Regions from separate parts of the Homo sapiens genome. Here region 2 is linked to region 1. A link is a contact called in ENCODE Hi-C data. All regions are on one chromosome and are shown on one strand. Each heading gives the region's core, a stretch centred on a gene start or an enhancer-like site at or near the end of the contact. The rest is flanking DNA. Distances are from core to core; before and after follow the strand shown. Region 1 holds the start of EFCAB13-DT (EFCAB13 divergent transcript). Region 2 holds the start of SP2 (Sp2 transcription factor).

Region 1 (4,423 bases), core at 538-3,037:
GGAGGCTGAGGCAGGAAGATTGCTTGAACCCAGGAATGGAGGTTGCAGTGATTTGAGATTGTGCCACTGCACTCCAGCCTGGGCAACAGAGTGACTCAATCTCAAAAAAAAAAAAAAAAAAAAAAAAAAAGAATTGCTATTATCAAAATGATGAAAAAAATGTGTTGCTGAGGATGTGGAGAAACCTTTTACACTGTTAGTGTTATTACAGCCATTATGGAAAACTATATGGAGGTTTCCCAAAAAATTAAAAATAGAACTACCATATGATCCAGCGATGCTATTTCTGGGCATATATTGAGTAACTGAAATCAGTATATCAAAGACTTATTTGCACTTCCATGTTCATTTCAGCATTATGCACAATCGCTGAGATAATGGAATCAACCTGTGTCCATCGATGGATGAATGGATAAAGAAAATGTAGTAAACATATGCAATGGATACTATTCAGCCTTAAAAAAGAATTTCTGTCATTTGTGACAACATGAATCAACATATGCAATGGATACTATTCAGCCTTAAAAAAGAATTTCTGTCATTTGTGACAACATGAATCAACTTGGAGGACATACTAAGTGAAAAAAGCCAGGCACAGAAAGACACATACCACATGATCTCACTTATATGTGGAATCTTAAAAAGTCAAACTCATAGAAGTAGACAGTAGAATAGTTGTTAGAGGCTGGAAAGGGACGGGGCGGGTAGGAGATGCAGGATGGGGAGATGCTGTTCAAAGGGTACAAGGTTCAGTCAGACAAAAGCAGCAAGTTTCTGAGATCTATTGCATAGTGTGGTGACTATAGCTAATAATAATATATCGTATATCTCAAAACTGCTAAGAGTAAATTTCAAATGTCTCACCATAAAAAACGTTAAACAAGGTGATGGATATGTTAAGCTTGACTTAGTCGTTCCATATTGTATACATATATTAAAATATAACATTGTACCCCATTAAATATTTACAATTATGATTTGTACATATATTTAATAATAATAAAAATCTAAATAAAATATTAAAGAATGCCTACAAAGCAAGGTTTAAGATGTAAATGAACACAGTAGTATCACGGAAGGGATTAAATATTGTAACATTTATTGAGCACTACGTATATATTTTTGAATTCCCACAACCCTGGAAGAATGAGAAAATCGAGACTCAGGGAGCGTTAAGTATTTTGCCCAACTGCATACGATAAATACATAGGAAAAACAAACACACAGAAGAAAACCAAACCAACCAAAGTATCTCTTTCAAAAGGAAACGACAGTCTCCTTAAAGGCAACCCGAGACAAATTTCAGCAAAGCCGTGGGACACATGGCCTTCGAGCTGCTGTCCATTATTGAGTAGCAGAAGCCAAGAAGGATGGAATGTTTTGGAAGAAAGGGGTCGGGGGTCGGGGTGTTCAAAGGACGGACCGAAGGTAAGATTGAAGTGGGGTCAGACCATGGCGGGACAGCGCACCGGAGAATGAACAGCGATTAGGGAAGAGTGGCGAGCGGGTGGCAAGGACGGAGGGCGGAATCCCGGCCGGGGCTGCGGGAGGAAAGCGCACGGACAGGAGCCCCACCGCTCGAATGCAGCGCCCGGCGGCTGGCCTCGTGAGGTCACAGGCCCTTACGAGGTGGGGCAGGCAGGCGCGGCCGCAGTGCCTTCCAGTCAGCGCGGAGGCGGTATTGAGTTCAGCCGCTCCCCACAGCCCCGGAGCCCCTGGGCGGTGGCGGTGGCCGCGGCAGCACCGGCTCGACAGCCGATAGGGTCCTGGGCCCGCTCCGCTCGGGGTGGTCGGTGGGCGGAGCGTCGGGCTCGGTCAGGTGACCGCGGGGGCGGGGCCGCGCGGCGCGGGATCCTGGGAAGGCTGCAGAGCTAGAGCAGCGCCGCCCGAGGGGCGGCAGGGGCTGACCACAGAGAGCGCGGGGGCCTCCAGCCGAGAGGAAGGGAGGGCAGCTCGGGCCGGTAGTGGGACCCTTGGGGGACAGAGGTGGGGAGGGGAGGCGAGACCCGCTGAGGAGTTGGGAGGGGAGCCTTCGAGGTGGAGGGTGGAGAATGCAGTAGGGTGCGAGGGAGGAAGGAGAACAGTGGTGGGGCTGGGTGAAGGAAGGTTCCAGAAAGGAACAGTGAGGGGACTGAGTGGGACAAAGGGGCAGATTGAAGGGTGACTGAGACTGATCAGGTGGTTCCTCAGAAATGGTGGTTGTTGTAGAAGGCTGGCGGTCCCGGGGGTGGTGTCACTTCCCTGCTCCTTCAGCGGGAGGCGGAGACCTCTATTAGCACACTCATTTCCATCTTGCGGGTCGTTCACTCGCTAGCTTACAGGTCCTCTTTCTTCCTGTAGAAGTCGTTGGCTTCGTAAGAGCAGGGTCTATGGGAAGCCTCCTCAGCGTGGGTTCTTGGAAGAGGTGGAGGTTCGTTCACTCGACGTTTGTTACACAAATATGAAAACAGGGTGACGAAAGTTTGAACGTTCATGAATGGCAGTAGCTGCAATGGAGTTGTGTATGCAGTTGGTATTAATGACGTTTTCAGTCCCTCTGGCGAGAGAAAAGCGAGCGAGTCGGGCGGCTTGTGAGGGAAATGTGGCATGAGAGGAAAGAGGAAGGTATTTTGTGAAAGGATGTCATACAGAGTCATGCTTCAGTGAAGACGCCTTTGTTTTTCTCATCTTAAAGCCTCACAGCCCCATTTTCCTCTCAGCTACTGCCTTATTTCTCTTAACAACGTAACTCCTTGAAAGAGCCTACCCTACTGGCTGGGTTCAATTTCTTTACCCCGTTCTCTCTTGTACTCACTCTGACGACATTGTCTCCTTACCACCCCACCCAGATGGCTCCTTTCAAGTTTGTCAGTGTCCTCCGTGTTGTGAAACCTAGCGAACCATTCAGTACTGATCTTAACCGCCCACCCCACCCCCCTTTTTTTTTTTTGAGACAAGGTCTCTGTCGTCCAGGCTGGAGTGCAGTGGTGCAATCATAGCCCACTGCAGCTTCAAACTCCTGGGCTCAAAAGATCCTCCTGGCTCAGTCTTTGGAGTAGCTGGGACTAAGGTCGCCATGTCCAGCTGATTAAAAAAAAAATTCTGTAGAGGTGGGAGTTTCACTGTTGCCCAGGCTGGTCTTGAACTCCTGGCCTTAAGCAGCCCTCCTGCTTAGACCCCCACCCCCGCATCAAAGTGTTGGGATTACCTGCATAAGCCACCATGCACAGCCTGATTGCTCACTCTTGAAGTACTTTCTTCACTTGGCATTCAGGAACCCAGACCTACCTGATTTCCCTCCTCACAGTAACCAGAGTGATCCTTTCAGAAAGAACTTCAGATTATGTAATCCTTCTCCTCAGAACTCTTTCAATGCTTGTCACTCCTTCAGAGTACAAGCCACAGTTCTTACTGTCATCTAGGGGTCCTCCATGATATGCCACTTTCACTTAGCCTCTCTGATCTCTCCTGCTTCAGCCTCCTGGGGCCTTCCCACTATTCCTTGAACATTCTTCTTGCCTCGGGGCTTTTGTACTTACTTTTCTTTCTGGCTGAAATGCTCTTCCCTAAGATATTAATCAGCTCCCTACTTCAGTTCTTGCAGGTCTGTACTCAAAAGTCTCCCTCTCAGTAAGGTCTTCCTTGGCCACCCATTCTGTTCCCTGCATCTCTTCCCCTATACTACATTTCATATTCCCCTCCCTGCTTTACTTTTTTTTTTGTACTTATTGCAGATAACATACAATATGTTTTATTTTTCTATTTTATTATTTCACTCCCTGACTAGAACATAAGCTTCATGAGGGCAGATTTTATATATATATAAACAAAATATATATATATATATATATATATATATATATATATATAGCATATATATATTTTGTTCATTGGTATATCCCTAGAGCCTAGGAGAGAACCTAGTGCACACTAAGCATGCAGACATATACGTTGAATTCATGGATAGAAAGGTGAATGGATAGATGACTGGAGAAAAGGGATACGACTCCCTCCATTTCTCTTGATTTGTTCCTGCAAGTTCACCGATAGAAGACAGGATTGAAATAGTTGAGAAAAATTATATTGTCAGAGTTACAGGGAATAGACTTTCTAAGTTAATTTTTTCTTTTAAGTTTGGAGAGGCTTATGCGGTACCTGATTCATCCAGCAAATTAAGACCTGCCAACTTTTTGATAATCTCGTCAATAAATTACAGAACAATTGTTCCTTTCAAGATTTATTCAAAACGTGTCAACTCTGCTTAATTAAGCACTTTGATGATTTAAGAAATCTTGGTGAGTAGCTTAGTAGGAAGGGAATTTGTTCATTCATCCCTCTCTCCCTCTCTTTTCCCCTCCCTCCATACCATTCCTCCTTTCCTCTACTCTTTCCTTCATTATATATATACCATTGTATTTGATACTGTGAGAAATAATTTTAAGAA
Region 2 (4,423 bases), core at 969-3,468, 570 kb after region 1:
CTTTTGCATGTGCCAGGGCAGCACAGAGGAGGAAGAAGCTATGGCTGGGCAGGAGTGAGGTATGCAGACTTTGAGCAGGGTCTTGAAGGATGCATAGGAGTTTATTTATTTTTCTGAGAGACAGGGTCTCGCTCTGTCACCCAGGCTGGAGTGCAGTGGTGTGATCATAGCTCATTTTAAGTTCAAACTCCCAGGCTCAAGTGATCCACCCACCTCAGCTTCCCAGGTAGCTAGAACTAAAAGTGCGCACCACCACATGCAGCTAATTTTTTTTGTAGAGATGGGGTTTTGCCATGTTGCCCAAGCTGGGTCTCGAAATCCTGGGCTCAAGTGATCCGCCTGCCTCTGGCTTCCCAAAGCACTAGGAATACAGGTGTGAGCCAACACATCCGGCCATGGATGCATAGGGGTTTACCAGAAGGGAAGGGTCACATAGGAAGTCAACTAGTGGAAAAAAGCGTAAGTGTTTAGGAACCTGGAATCTTTCCTGGAGGGAAAAGGGTAGGATTTGTAGGAAGGGAACGGGGGTAGAGGGAGGAGATAAAGCATGAAAGATACACCAGTAAGAGTGTGTCCTCTGGTGGATGCTGAGGTTAAGAAGAAAAAAGAGTGGGAGGACTTTGCCTAGAAAGGAGTTTGGGCTTTATCTAGGAGATACGGATCCCATGAAGGATCTTTACTAGAGGAGTATTATTGTCTAAAGTCTTGTTTTTCAAAGGCTAACACTGAGAGGAGAAGACTGGAAGAGGCTATTAACATTTATTCAGCAATTACTGTGTACCCGGTATTCTGCTCTGCATTTTGTATTATCACACCAACCTTTTCTAGCAGTGTTTTTCAAACTGCCAGTCATGATCAACAAGAAGGAGAATAAGATAGGATAGGATAAGCATAGAAACTATCAGTGCGTCACAAGTAGTAAGCATTGTTTTCGGAAACTTTATGACACTCTCATACAAATAGCAGTGTACTGGTCTGTATGCAAAATGTATTTCTCTTGATGGACTATGTTTTTTTTTGTTTGTTTTTTTTTTTTTTTTTTTTAAGCCATCGCGCTAAGGTGTAGGTGTGATTAACCTCGTTTTACTGATGAGGACATGAAGCTCAGGGAGTTTCGGTACCCTGCCTAAGTTAGTGGGATGTGTAGGTTTCAAACCCAGACTGGTCTGAAGCCAGAATGGATTCCCTCACTAAGCTAGGCAGCCTTCCCAAGTTCTCGGAAGAGACTTGGGAGCAAAGATAAACCTACCCGCCTAGTGCCTACCAAGTGCTTTACCTCATCTCAAGAAGGTAAGGGTAAGTGGGGCAGAGGCCAAGCAGTACTTCTCAAACTCAAGCGTGCAATTCTGTCCACGCGAGGCCCTTGCTAAAATGCAGATTCTAGGCACGCCCCGTGAAGTACCGAGTCGGATTAGGAGAGGCGGCCAGGGGAGCCTGCCTTTAGAAAGAGCTTCGGATGATTCAGATGCACACGTTTGGGACCGTGGGCTATGGGGGTCGCCGCAATAACCATGTGAGGATTAACGGGGGCTTAACCGATTGTGAAAATCCCCTTAGAAGTGTCGCGTAAACAACCCCAACTCCCACTATGGTGCCGGACCCCAGTGCCTCACTGTACAAAGTCGCCCCTCCCCAGGCGACAACGAGAGAGGGACTAAATAAAAGGTTGATGGCTTTCCACTCACCAGGCATGGGGTTGAGTGGCAGCCGGCTACTGCCGAAGAGCAGGTAAAAGCTCCTGCCACACCTGGGCGAGACTGGACTTAGGGCGCAATGTATATGCTATTTCTGGGGCATTTGTGGGCCTCACCCTAAGGACTTCTGATTGGCTTCAGGGCAGATCTATCATTCATCCTCTGGGTTAGAGGTGGGTGGAAGGTCAACCTCGACCAATACAAAAGCACTCTTCGGCTAAGCCCCTCCCCTTCCAGCTTCCTGTTGCTGTACATCAACCACCCAGCGGGCGGGACTTTGCCTCCCTCCAATTGGCTGATGCACATGTCACTCATTATTCAATTGGCTTTCGGTTGGTGCGCTCTACCGTCCATCAGTGACATTGCACAGACCTATTGGTCAAATCAACGTCGCTCTAGACGCCTCTGGTTGATTGGTTAATAGTGCTGTCGGTCCCCAATGTTCCAAGCGCTTATTGGTGAAGGCTGCCGTCGCTCGGGCGGTGGCGGGCTCCGGGATTGGCGGTTGCTTGGCGGGCGGTGTCAGGCTCTCGGTGGCGGCGGAGGCGGCGGAGGCCAGGGAGGAAGATGTCGTAATGAGCGGTGGGTCCCGGCCGCTGCCGGCGGGGTCTTCCCGGCCCCCAAGGGTCAGGAAGACGGGCAGAGGCCGCGGGGAGAGGGAGCCGAGGCCGGGGGTTCCCCCCTGGGGCTGGGTCTGGCGTCGGGGCCCGGCTTCAGGAGGGGCGGGGGAGGGAGGATTCCCGCCCGGAGGAGGAGCGGGGCTGGCCAGCCGGGCGGAGGCACCCGGAAGGGGGCGTTCGACTCCCCGCCCCCTCGGAGCCCGCCGGGCGGGAGGGCGGCGCTTCCGGGGGCCGGCGAGAGGAGCGGGCACCGGGGTGGCCTGGCACCCCTCGGACGGGTGCCGACCCACTTCAACGCCGCTCTCCCGCCTGGGCGAACTATGCCTGGGTCGGCTCTGAGGAGGCAGCCAACAGCCCTTGTGTTCGCCCCGTGTCTGAGAGGCCTTCCTGCACTCTTAACTGTAGATGCCCACCAGCGATTCAGGGCTCCCCGGAGAACAGAGAGGGGCGAGGGAACGCTTGAGACCCGGACGCTGCCAACCAGATGGGCACTGCTCGGCATCGACGACAGCCCGGTTACTGATATATCCCCAGTCGGGCGATGGTGTCAGGACACGAGAGCACTCCCTGGGCAGATGACCTCTCACCGGGGAGTGGGCAAAAACCTTCCTTTAATGTTTTTACTTGGATCCTTGATCTTCCAGCTAGATATCTGCAAGCTCTTAGCAGAATTGTGAGAAGTTTGAGAACTTCTTGCCAGAGCTCCCAGCCTGTTACTTGACGCCCCGTAGGGGAGACTACTGCAGTCCCAAAGCTCAGGCGCAAACAATCTTAAGGAATTACAGAAGAAATAAAACAAAATAGATACTCGCTCTCTTCCTGTACCCACCTCCATCCCCATTGCTGACTTACGGTTTTCAGCCTCTTATCCATGCTTCTTATGTTTCCTTGCCAGCGGCTTTCTAATTTTAGTTCAGAAGGAACTATGTTTTCTCCTCTGGGCAACTGAGAAACCTGTCCTCACTGCATTCCTTGGTTTTGATTGCAATATCCTGTCATGTTTGTTTCTTAATTAACTTCATCCAAGGGGACTCAGTCTGGCCTTTCTCAGTGCATTCTCCCAAAGTTCTTTCTTCTTCTGAGGTTACTTCTTGTTCACTTATTGTTTCCTAGAGAAAGGTATGAGCCAGTAGATCTGCTTTAAACAATGAATTGGCCCAAGTTTCCCGTTTACAGATTTCATTACAGATGGACACTGTTTCAAGGTGCACTGGCATGCACTGTCTAAAACGGTTTCATGCTGTACCCCAGAAGGCATTCAGTTTCACAGTGGAGGGCTGTATTGAGTTGGTATTCTGGATGATACAATTTTTAGGGCTAGAAAGTTTAGAGTGTTGGCTGGCTCACAGGCTGCAAAGGAAATAATGGTGGAGTCCAGACCACAGCAGTAATTTCAATTACTAACACAAAGAAACCCATTGTCTGCAATAATGAATATAACTGCAGTGTCTTGTTTTGTTTTAAATTCTTGTGTGCGATGAAGGGGGCGAATCTATCAGACAACCTATCAATTGGGCTGATGATGTCAGTGTTCCAGTGGCTTCTAACAGGCGTTAATACCTGTTGGAAATGGATTATCATTGGCTGGGACGATTGGTAAGTTTTCTAATTCTAGTTCTTCCTCTTGGTTGTACAGAGGCTTAACCTCTTTGGTTAAAAGCAACTACAAGAAAAAAAGCGAGTCTGACATAATTATGAACCCCCCTGAGCTAGGCTGCTGAAGCCAGAAACTCTTTGCCAAGGAGACCCAAGTAGAGTTTGTTAATAATCGGATCCTCACCTGACTGCCCAACGGGGAGAACTGGCTCCGGGAGAAAGAGTTTGGCATCACTCTGGACAGCAGATAGACTGGCCACTTTTTTCTCTCAGATTCTATTAAAGTTTGGGCCTCTGGAGAGGCCTGTCAGAGAGGAGAAAAGAAATTATAAGATTTGGGCAAATGTCTGGGGTAAAGAAGCTTTATGGCATTTCAGCAAGTAGAGTGGTTGGTTCATTTGGATATTTTGGCCTTGAACTTCTTATTTCTTCTGGTGGTTAATACCAGCTTTTTGGAGAAGTTGAACAGTCCTTTGCTATAGGTCTGTGGCAGATCCCAAGTACTGTCAGCAA

The links. Hi-C counts contacts between places; a loop is a spot of excess contacts on that map. Pooled maps may share reads with other maps.
Region 2: a loop to region 1 is called in a map of naive thymus-derived CD4-positive, alpha-beta T cell, with 10 times the contacts of the local background. The contact joins the promoter of SP2 here to the promoter of EFCAB13-DT in region 1. A Hi-C loop is called at or near these places in 1 of 168 maps with a recorded cell type or tissue (naive thymus-derived CD4-positive, alpha-beta T cell), 1 of 37 single-sample maps with no recorded cell type and 9 of 50 pooled maps.

The regions. Positions count from the first base shown.
Region 1 is chr17:47,322,114-47,326,536 of GRCh38, forward strand. EFCAB13-DT (EFCAB13 divergent transcript) reads right to left here and starts at 1,788. Exons shown (of 3, transcript NR_110880.1): 1 at 1,576-1,788. It overlaps EFCAB13 (EF-hand calcium binding domain 13), which reads left to right and starts at 1,842. Exons shown (of 25, transcript NM_152347.5): 1 at 1,842-1,961; 2 at 2,341-2,410; 3 at 4,113-4,274. RefSeq lists a silencer at 1,571-1,980 and enhancers at 2,321-2,410, 2,451-2,630.
Region 2 is chr17:47,894,018-47,898,440 of GRCh38, forward strand. SP2 (Sp2 transcription factor) reads left to right here and starts at 2,219. Exons shown (of 7, transcript NM_003110.6): 1 at 2,219-2,276. The coding sequence starts at 2,270. It overlaps SP2-DT (SP2 divergent transcript), which reads right to left and starts at 1,799. Exons shown (of 3, transcript NR_135480.1): 1 at 1,686-1,799. SP2-AS1 (SP2 antisense RNA 1) reads right to left here. Exons shown (of 3, transcript NR_103857.1): 3 at 4,369-4,423. RefSeq lists silencers at 446-740, 2,289-2,718.